Linked DNA regions of Homo sapiens: region 1 is linked to region 2. Evidence: read pairs that join two places in POLR2A ChIA-PET (ENCODE). Cell type or tissue: OCI-LY7. All regions are shown on one strand.

Region 1 (5,000 bases), 500 kb before region 2:
TGTTTTGAATGTTAATATATTCACACAGTTCAACACTCAAAAGGTACAGAGGGCTGTGTAGTAAAGTACCCCCCATACCCAGGTCTGTCCTTGCAGGCAGCCTGGTACCAATTTCTCATGTCTCTCCTGAGATGTTTTATCCATGAACAAGCAAAACATAATAAGCACTTCTTTTTACTTGTATCAATGGCCATCATGTGTGTATAGTGTGCCAGGCACTTCTGCTGTATTAACTCCATGAGGTAAACACTCTTGTTGTCTCTATTTGACAGGTGAGGAAGATAAGGCACAAGGATTTTAAATAACTTGCTCAATAGTACACAGATAGTGAATGGCAAATGTTGGGATTTGAACCCAGGTAGTTGGGCTGCAGAGTCACTGCCTTTGCTCTTAAAAGGAGAAAACTATGTACAATGCCTCATTTCTTTTTTCACTTAATCGTATATCTTGGAGAATGTTTTATATCCACACATAAAGACCAGCCTGATTATTTGTATAGCCACATAGTATTCCATTATATGAATATACTATCATTTTTTAAAAACGGTATATTAATGAACATTTAGAGTATTTCAAAACTTTTGAAGCAATACTTTTAAGATGATAATATAGAGACATTAGATTTGGACTTGTAGGTGCTATCATTATTACTGTTTCTTTTTAATTTATTATATTATTAGGTATTAATAAGAACAGACATTTGTATTCTGCTTTACAGCTTGAGATCACTGTAGCTTGTGGCATGTGATCCTCAAAACACCAGTCAGAAAGGTGTTATTCTTATCCCTATTAGACAAATTAGGGAATTCAGGGTTAGAGAGGTGAGGAAAAGCATTGTCCAAGATTACACATTACACAGCTAGCACACTGAGGAGCTGGCCCTGCCACTGTGGACTGCCCAGCTCCACCACCCTAGCTCAGTGGGGAAGGATGGATAACCTCCTTCCATTTACCCCCTGCCTTTCTGCACTGTCATTTTTTTGTGCCTTTCCTTTCTCAGATCCTCTTATTCTAATTTACATCTTCCCACTTTTTCTAATTTGATAAAGTTGTAGACATGTTTCACTACATTCTTCCTCCCACTGCCAGGTACCAGACACAGGGTAATGAAATGTCACACCCACCACTAATTTGAGAATTGCTTATTTGCGCTTGAAACATCAAGAAAGCTCTACCGACAGACATGTTTCATTCACTTATGATGAACCAACTGCCCATCTTTACTGAATCTTCTTGACTGTATTTATTAAAGTTGCAATTTGGAAATATCATTGGCCTAAAGTACAATGATTATATCCACATGTAATCACTCCACTTTAATAAGGTCAGAGAATATTAAAAATTGCAAACCGTAAAAATGACTGGCTTTGAACATATCTCTGTGGCCATTCAATAAACTTGTTCACCATCTAGCTGGTGAAACAATTGGGATTTGATCATCAGATTTCTTCTTTTCTAGTTATGATCAGCAAGGAATATTTCTGTTAGTTGGAACAGCAGAAGGAAAAGTCTTTATTATCAATGCCAACTCCTCAAGCTCATTTCAGATTATTGGATTCACAGGTACAACATAGAATGCTGATTAATTTAAAATATTGATTATTTCAAAGAATTTAAGGTTATGAAAATGGACTTTTCATATTGAATATTGAAACAATTATTTGTGGCATATTTTCTGAAAGAGAAACCTTTAAATAACTAAAGTTACTTAGGAGAATTCTCACATTATATTTTGATGTATTTGGAATATTAGAGTTATCTGCTTGGTACATAGTTGGTGCTAAATAAATTTTCTTGAATCAATTATTAAATACATTAATGAAATGGCTGAACATTTCTAATATTAACATACAGAGAAGTTGGGTTGATTTCTCTTGAAAATATTTTTTAATATTTTATCTCTAATGAAGAATTTTCTCTTTATTTTCTCTCTGGCTTTACATGCCAACTGTATATGTGTTTCCCCCCCCCCACACACACAATTTTTTTTAAAATTCTCCTTAAAAAAAATTTTTTTTTTGCTCCTCACACTTTGCCAAGTCCCACTCCTAAGTTTTTAAATTTGTTTATCATTGACTTATAAAAATTAGTGAGTGCCTACAAGGTGCAAAATGCCAAACCTAGGCCTTGTAGGGGGATGAAAATATTAAGGAGACAATTTAGTAGAGGAGGAAAATGCAGAATGGTGTGTAGGCTCAGATACTGTGTAGGCTCAGATACAGCAGCAATTCATTCTGCCAAGTGTGAGGAGAGGAGTGGAGGTGAAGGTGGGCACTGGTCAGGGGGTGCGGAGGATTGGAGGAGTTTTCCAAGGGCTTAAAGTAGTGGGTTTGAAGGATTTTCATAGGTGTGGGATAGGACATATTAGTATTCCTGCTCAAAATAATAACCCAAACAAAGGTACTTGGAATGGTAAAAAAGTCTGGTATAACAGGTAAATGGAAGAGTTTACTAGAAGATGACTATGGCAATGAAGTCTGAAAGAGGAAGGACCTTGAATATCATTCCAAAGAGTCTGGAATTGTTCTGTGGTTAATGAGCCATCATCAGTGGTTTCAAGATGGAGCTGGCATGATTTGACTTCGTTTTTAGAGACTGACTCTGATACCAGTGTGAAGGATGGAGTAGAAAGGCAAAAGAATGAAATTAAAAAGATGAGATTGGAAGCTATAATACTAGCCAAGGCAAGAGATGATCATAGTCATAATCATAGCAACAGCCAACACTTATTGAGGAATGCCTGACTATGTGGTAGCCAGTATTCTAAGCCCTCAGCATGTCTCCACCCATTGAATTCTTAGACAACTTTCATGAAATTGATACTACTATTATCTCTCCACATGAGGCAATTGAGGCGAAGCGAGGCTAAGTACTTGTTCAAGGCCATGCATCTAGTTAGTGGCAGAGCCCAGTTAAGGAAGTCCAGTTTCAGGGCGTGTGCTCTTATCCACAATGCACAAACTCATGCTGCAGTTACAGAAAGAGAAAAGAGGGCACAACCACGAGTGATGGAATTGGTAGGACTTGGTATTTGATGCGAAAGGAAGGGATAAGTGATGACTCCAAAATTTCTAGCCTGAATGGTGGAAGTTTGCAATGCCATTAGTTGAAAGTTCTAGAGGTTGAGGAATAGGTTGAGCTGATGAGTTCCATAGGTTTAAAGCCAATAAACTCTTCATTTGGGCATATTTAGCTTAAGTTTGGAAATCGGGATATGTAGTTCAAGGCTTAATGATAGAATTCTGATCTTGAAATCATGGTAGCTGATGAGATGGCTCAACAGAGTGGAAGTAAACCTGGATGCTTAATAAGGCAAAAGAGGTAACTAAATATGCAAATTAGATGGCACTGAGTGTGGTACAGCCTGTGGCTGACCTCAGAGTGGATGTATATCCTGCCTAAATATTCCATTTCATTTATTTTATTTTATTTTCCAGAGTCTTGCTCTGTCACCCAGGCTGGAGTGCAGTGGTGCAATCATAGCTCACTATAGCCTTGAATTCCTAGGCTCAGGCAATACTGCTGCTTCAGCCTCCTGAGTAGCTGGGACTACAGGTTTATGCCCCAAAGCCTGGCTTGTTCTCTGTTTTGTTTTTGTTTCCTTTTTTTTTTTTTTTTTTTTTTTTGAGATGGAGTCTCGCTCTGTCGCCCAGGCTGGAGTGCAGTGGCGTGATCTTGGCTCACTGCAAGCTCTGCCTCCTGAGTAGCTGGGCCTACAGGCGCCCGCCACCGCGCCAGGCTAATTTTTTGTATTTGTTAGTAGAAACGGGGTTTCACCATGTTAGCCAGGATGGTCTCGATCTCCTGACCTCATGATCCGCCCGCCTTGGCCTCCCAAAGTGCTGGGATTACAGGCGTGAGCCACCACGCCTGGCCTTTTTTTGTTTGTTTGTTTGTTTGTTTTGTTTTGTTTTGTTTTTTAGTAGAGAAAATGTCTCTCTATGTTGCTCAGGCTGGTCTTGATCTCCTGGAGTCAAGCAATCCTCCCACCTCAGCCTCCCAAAGTATTGGGATTACAGACATGAGCCACTGTTCCCTGCCCCATTTTTAATGTATCTGTTTGGCCAGAGGGTGGGATGGAAGAAGCTGGGAATAGAACCCTGGTCCACATTTTATATTGAAGCTGTGGACAGAGGAAGATGAGGCAGTGAAGAAAACTGAGGCTGGGCCAGAGTAATAAGAGAACTGGGAGTCATTCTCTCCAGAAACAGCCTAAAGAAGGAAGGCAGATGAAAGTACAGGCTGACACAGAAGTGTGGGTAGGGAGAGGGCTGAGATAGGCTCTCATATATTTGCCAGTCAGCAGGTGATCCCTGAGAGAGCTACTTCTTTGGAATGAAGAAGGTTAGGGAGGGAATAGAGGTAAGAAAATTAAGTCAGAAAGTGCCAAAACTATTTTAGGAAGTTTGCAGTGGAGAAAAGAGAGTCAGATGTTAACTGTTGTGGGACAGCAGAGTTGGAGGAAGGTTCTTATTTGAAGACAGGGGAGTCATGAGGGCTGAATAAAAGGAACCATAAGGGACACAAGAAGCTAAAAAGAGGTGATTGATAATGTATGGTCTAATAGGAGATTGGAGGAATGGGCTCAAAAATCACAGACAGGGAGGGGTTACATTTTGTTCCTACATCAATGTCAGGAAATGAATGGAGAAAATGGAAACAGACAAGGGGAAAGTGTGAGTCTCAGGATAAGAAAGTTGAGATTGAGTTTATGTAGATGTCCTTGGTCTTCCTTGTTAAGGAAGAGGGAAGGTCATCTGCTGACCGCCTGGGGAAGGGCCTGAGAAAGTGGGCACCTGCAGCACAGTCCCATGAAGAATGGGAGAGTGAATCTGGAACAAATCCAAGGTGGGCTCCAGGCCTGGCACACCTTGTAGAGGTTAGATCAGCTGGCTTTCTAGTGGAGCAAGCTCATAAAGTCACGTTTCCACCACACCCACAGTCCTTGACCACAGATGCAAAGAAGGCCGATGCCTAAGTTTACCCAATCTTAGGATTAG
Region 2 (5,000 bases):
GAGGCCCTCCAAGCATGTGAGTTTTGTGTCTTCCCCACTCTTTTTTTTTTTTTTTTCTTTTTGAGACAGAGTCTCACTTGTCACTCAGGCTGGAGTGCAGTGGCACCACCACAGCCCACTGCAGTCTTGACCTCCTGGGCTTCAAGCAATCCTCCCACCTCAGCCTCCCTTGTGGCTGGGAGTACAAGTGCTTGCTACCATGCCTAGCTAATTTATTTTTGGTAGAGATAGGGGGTCTCACTATGTTGCCTAGGCTGGTCTCAAACTCCCTGTCTCATAGGAACAGCCTGGGTAGCCTCAACCTGCTCAGAGCTGGAGAAGGCAGCCATTCCTGTGAGGCAGCCACCCCTGCCTGGGCTACTGGCAGCCAGGGGGATGGTCAGTGGGCCATCAGTCCTGGGCTTCTCCTGCCAGGACCAGCAGGAAAATTGTGGGACAGCAGAGGGTAGCTCCTCAGTGCCCTCACTCCCTGCCCTTCCCCAGTAGCCCTCAGTGAAAAGGCCTGAAAAGCTAATTTCCTCCTTGGGAGTGGAAAGTCTTCTGGGCAGGACACAGCTACGATCTAATACTCTCCTCCTCCTCTCAGGAATTCCCTGCACAGTTGAGCTTTTGGGGGGCACAGCTAGGACTCAGTCTCTGCCCAGTCTTCCTTCTGCAAGGGGGGCAAGCATGCCTTTGTTAAGGCCTTCCCTGGACTGACTGGTGGGAGCCAGGGGAGGGGGCAAATGGAAGCTCTCCCACCTTTCTGTAGTCCCTTTCCAAGGCAACGGTTTCCCAGATTCTCCTCCACACCATCCACGCTGCAGTTTTTATTCCTTCCAGTGGGCTTATAAACCACAGCCCTTCCCCAGATTGGGCAACCTTCGGCAATGGCTGAACCTCTGTTTCCTAATCTATAAAATGGATTAGGATGATAGGACCTTCCTCTTAGTGTGGGTGAGAGGATTGAAGGAGACATGGAATACCAAGGGGGTTCTCAAACAAGATGGGGAAGGAAGGGGAGAGAGTCAGAAATGCAGATTTCCTGGACCTTGCCCCCAGCATTCTGATTAAGTGGGTTCTAAGTTTTGGGAAAGGTCGATGCCTAGGAGAGGGGGAGCTCCCCACTCCTGGCTGTGCAGGCAAATCACCTTGGAGATTAATAAACACTCCAATGTTGGAGGGCACCCCTAGACCTCCTGGATTGGAATCTTGGGGAGCCTCCATGAGGATGACTCTGCTCCTTTCCCTGGGAGCCTGCTGCCTCTTCCTCCAAGAGAACCCCCTTCCACCGCATCCCCCCAAACCCCCAACCCCGCCTTTCCAGTGGCAGACTAGCGGGCTAGTTTGCTTCGACCAAAGATGGGCAGCAACTGGCATTTTCTTTGGCCCCTGGGGAAAATGGAAGGCATTTCCTTCGGACTCCGGAGAGAGCCCCAGCCAGCCCCTCCACTGTTCCCTGAGCACTGAACAGAACTTTCAGCCTTTAGGGGCATGTGAGGCTCAGGTTAAGGGAGCCAGCTCACCTTTCCCAGTCCCCTGAGGATTGGTGAATGGAGGGGGGTGGGAGGAGTGGGGAGATAAGGAAGGCAGGAGCAAGGGCAGGATTTGGGAAATCTGCCCATCTTTGAGTCTGGACTCTTTGCTGGAGGGCAGGGCAGGTAAACGGAGGCTGGGAGGGTGCAGTGCCTAAGGTCACAGCAGTTACTTTCTCTGACAGCATTTGAACCCACTTCCTCAGAAGCTCCACTTCCGTTCCTACCGTTCCTGGCCTCCCAGTTAACCTTGCAGTATCCTCTGTCCCCCCCACTACCCGCTCCTCACCCCGACTCCCCAGCTGTAGCCTTTGAGAAGGACCTTATCCATGGCCTCTGCCATTCTCGGGGCGTGCAGTGAGAGGAAGCAGCCACAGTGGCCCCCAGCGAGTCTCGGGTCTAGGACAGGGGCAGACTTTAATCAAAGGATCACACAAATCTGTGATTACCTGGCGGGTGGTTTTGAGGAAGACACGTTGAGGAGGTGACATTTCAGTAGTGACTTACGGGCTGAGTAGGCTGGGTTCACCTCCCAATTCTTTGCATCGCTAGGGCAAGCCATGCAAAGAATTGGGAGGTGAACCGCTCCGGTGGCGGGGAGAGCGGGCTCCCAGCGCTGGGTAGGGGCCGGGTTCCGGCGAGCGCCATCCCGGAGCGTCAGTTTCCCAGTTTGGGAAGTGAGGAGAACCTGCCTCGCCCTTCCCCGCCAAGGCTTAGGGAAGGTGAGCCCCAGTTAGCGGGGCGGGCTGGGGCGGGGCGGGGCGGGGCGGGCGAATCGCGCCTGGGGGCCGGGCTGGCAGGGGGCCCGCGGGCGGGCGGGCGGGCGGGCGCGGCGCGCAGTGCGTGCGGCTGCGGAGCGCGCGGCTAGCCGGCCGTGGGCATCACATGAGCAGCGGCACCGGGGACCGACCGCAGCCAGCCCGAGGGCGCCCCTGCAGCTGCAGCCCCGCGCTCGCGCCCGGCCCTAACCATGTCTATCTGTTGTTGCTTCTTTTTCAGGGACTATGGCAGTTCCAAGAGGAAATCAGGTAAGGGAGCCTCCGGGCGTTTTCCCTTCAGCCTTCCTTCCCGCTTCGTGCACGCGCCCCTCCGATCCTGCAGAGGACTTCTTGGGGGCGGGGAGGGGGGGGTTGTCCTTGCACGCCAGCCTACGGGTCCTGCCGGGCCAGGGGTACTCGCTTCACTTGCCCCTCCTCAGTCCATGGCCCCTGAGACCCTTGGTCCTAGAACCCTCGTTCGCCTTCCACCGACTCGCTCGGGCTCCCGCTACCTCGCTGTCCCTAGTGGGTGTGGGGGTGGGTGCATGGGGAGTGCGTGGGTGGCTCGTGAAGGGGCTAGGCCCCCGCACGGTGAGCAGCCGGGTCCTTCACCCCCGGGCTGCGGCGGCCGCTGCTGCGCAGTGCTAAGACTTCTCCGGTCCCTCTCGCGGTGCAGCGGTGATGGAAGGGTTAATAGAGACGCGGGGCTTTCCTGCGAGAAGGTGAAATTGAGAACCGGGACTGAAAAGGGGTCATCCTTGAGTGACTTGAGTTTTTAGCGCCTGCACCACAGACCTTCTTCCCTGCCCCAACTCTGAGCGTGTCCTTGCTGCGGAGGTGGGGGCTCCGCGTTTTGGCAGCTGAGACGCACTTGGGAGGGGGCCGACCCGACCCCCCCAACCCCCTCCCCGCCCCCCGCATTGGCCTGACAGGTGCCAGGGCCCGCCCAGAGTTTGGAAGGGGGTGGAGGCAGGGAGAGAGGCGGGCCAGCCCTCGGAGCTGTGGGCTGAGGGTAGAGCAGGATTGTCTCTGGAAGTGGGAGGCTGGGCTCCCCAAATGGCAAACGCCTGGATGTGGGCGGGCTGTAGTTAACTGGGGGAGAGTGGTCCCTAGGAGTTAGGGCTGTGTGTGTGCTGAAGTGGGGGCGGGGACAGACTGCTGCAGCGATCCGTGCTGACACGTGGATTGGCCATATTGACAGGGTGGCTGTACCTTGGGGTACATCTGGCCCTTGGGGATGTAGGAGGTAACACGTGGCTCCTGTGAATGGCTCCTGTGCCCAAGTGCCTTGGCCTGTGGATAGGTTGAGGGGAGTGCCCCTGTGTGGTGGATGGATGTAGAGTGGGGTAGATGTAATTGTATGATATGTATGTTTCTGTGTGTACAAGTGCTTGCTCACGTGCCTATTGGGACAGGGAAAGTTGTGTCCTGGTTTATGTGTTGGGGGCGTGTGTGGCTGTGGGGTTCTGTGCACATGTGTGAGTCATGATAGCTGTGTGCTGTGAGGGTATGTTTACTTGTTTGGGTGCATAGGCTGGGGGTGTGTGTGTGGTTGAGATATATCTGGTTATGGGTTGGAGTCTGTGTTTGTGTGTATTTGTGTACCAGTTTGGGACATGTCTAGCTGTGGGATGAGGTGTGTGTGCACTTGCCTATCACCTGGGTCTGGGGTGTCTCAGGCAGGCACACCCACTGGTGCAGAAGGCCATTTCCTCCTGTGAACCGTGGGGTGAGCCTGGGGAAGAGCATTCCTCCACTGTCACTCCAGGCAGGTCTCAAGTGGGAGAATGGAAGGCGCAGCAAAATGGGGGTTGTGTTCTGTCACCGCCCACACAGGAAGCTTGCCCTGGGCCTCAGACGTATAGTGTCCTGGTTGAACCTGGGCTCAAATTCTGGCTCTGTGTGACCTTAGGCAAGTTTCATAACTTCTCTGTGCCTCAGTTTCCTCATTTTCTTTAAAACAAAAATGCTAATGTTATCTGCCTCACACATAGAGGATTAAGTATGTTAATGTGGAATAGTCCTGGCACCGAATAACTACTGTACAAGTATCAGTTCTCAGCAGCAGCAGCAGTAGCACTTTCTGAAGGCCTGGGACCTAGTCCTGCCTCCATTGCCACTTTTCTCCCTATGTGACCTTGGGCAAATTCCTTCTCTATGCTGGGCCTCAGTTACCCCCATAAAGGCAAGAGCTGGAACAAATAACCTCTCAGGTCCCCCGCCACAATCTCTGGGGCTCAGCTTCTGTGCTGCTTCCTAAGCAATGCAGGGCCACACCCAGGCTGCCTCCCCCAGGGAAAGCCAACCCCCAGTTTCTCTGTCTTCCACTCTCACGCCAGGAAAAGGATGGATGGAGAAATTTAATTTATATTGGTGTGCTTATGATAATGGCCACTTAGTGTCATGGTTGAAAATGCCAGCTCTGAAGCCAGACAGCTGGAGTTGAGAGTCTGGCTTCTCTCCTCTGTGACCTTGGGTAGATTTCTTAGCCTCTCTGTGCCCATTACTTCTTCTGTACATTTGGGATAATATTCATACCCATTTTGTGATGGTTTATTATGTGTCAACTTGGCTGGGCCACAGTGCCCAGATATTTGGTCAAGCATTATTCTAGATGTTTCTGCAAAGGTGTTTTCTAGGTGAGATTCATATTTAAATAAATCAGTGGATTTTGAGTAAAGCAGATTACTCTCCATAATGCAGGCTAGCCTCATCCAATTGGTTGAAG

What was found. ChIA-PET counts read pairs that join two places held together with the same protein. Peaks named below come from ENCODE experiments on the same cell type or tissue, not always from the same donor. Only the 100,000 strongest peaks of a DNase experiment are listed, where the experiment ranks them.
Region 1: POLR2A ChIA-PET joins it to region 2 with 5 read pairs; 3 of 35 experiments call an interaction of 5 or more read pairs at or near these places.

Annotation. Positions count from the first base shown.
Region 1 is chr10:104,188,762-104,193,761 of GRCh38, reverse strand. CFAP43 (cilia and flagella associated protein 43) reads left to right here. Exons shown (of 38, transcript NM_025145.7): 12 at 1,460-1,563. Among named protein-coding and RNA genes, the nearest start is that of MIR609, 28 kb to the left of the region's middle. In OCI-LY7, no CTCF peak of the experiment used is centred here; no DNase peak of the experiment used is centred here.
Region 2 is chr10:103,690,570-103,695,569 of GRCh38, reverse strand. SH3PXD2A (SH3 and PX domains 2A) reads left to right here. Exons shown (of 15, transcript NM_001394015.1): 6 at 2,514-2,542. Among named protein-coding and RNA genes, the nearest start is that of SH3PXD2A-AS1, 54 kb to the left of the region's middle. RefSeq lists silencers at 2,277-2,526, 3,097-3,256 and enhancers at 2,410-3,376, 3,617-3,676. In OCI-LY7, a CTCF peak has its summit at 1,962; DNase peaks (open chromatin) are centred at 1,909, 2,419, 3,009 and 3,449; H3K4me3 peaks cover 2,176 bases; H3K27ac peaks cover 453 bases.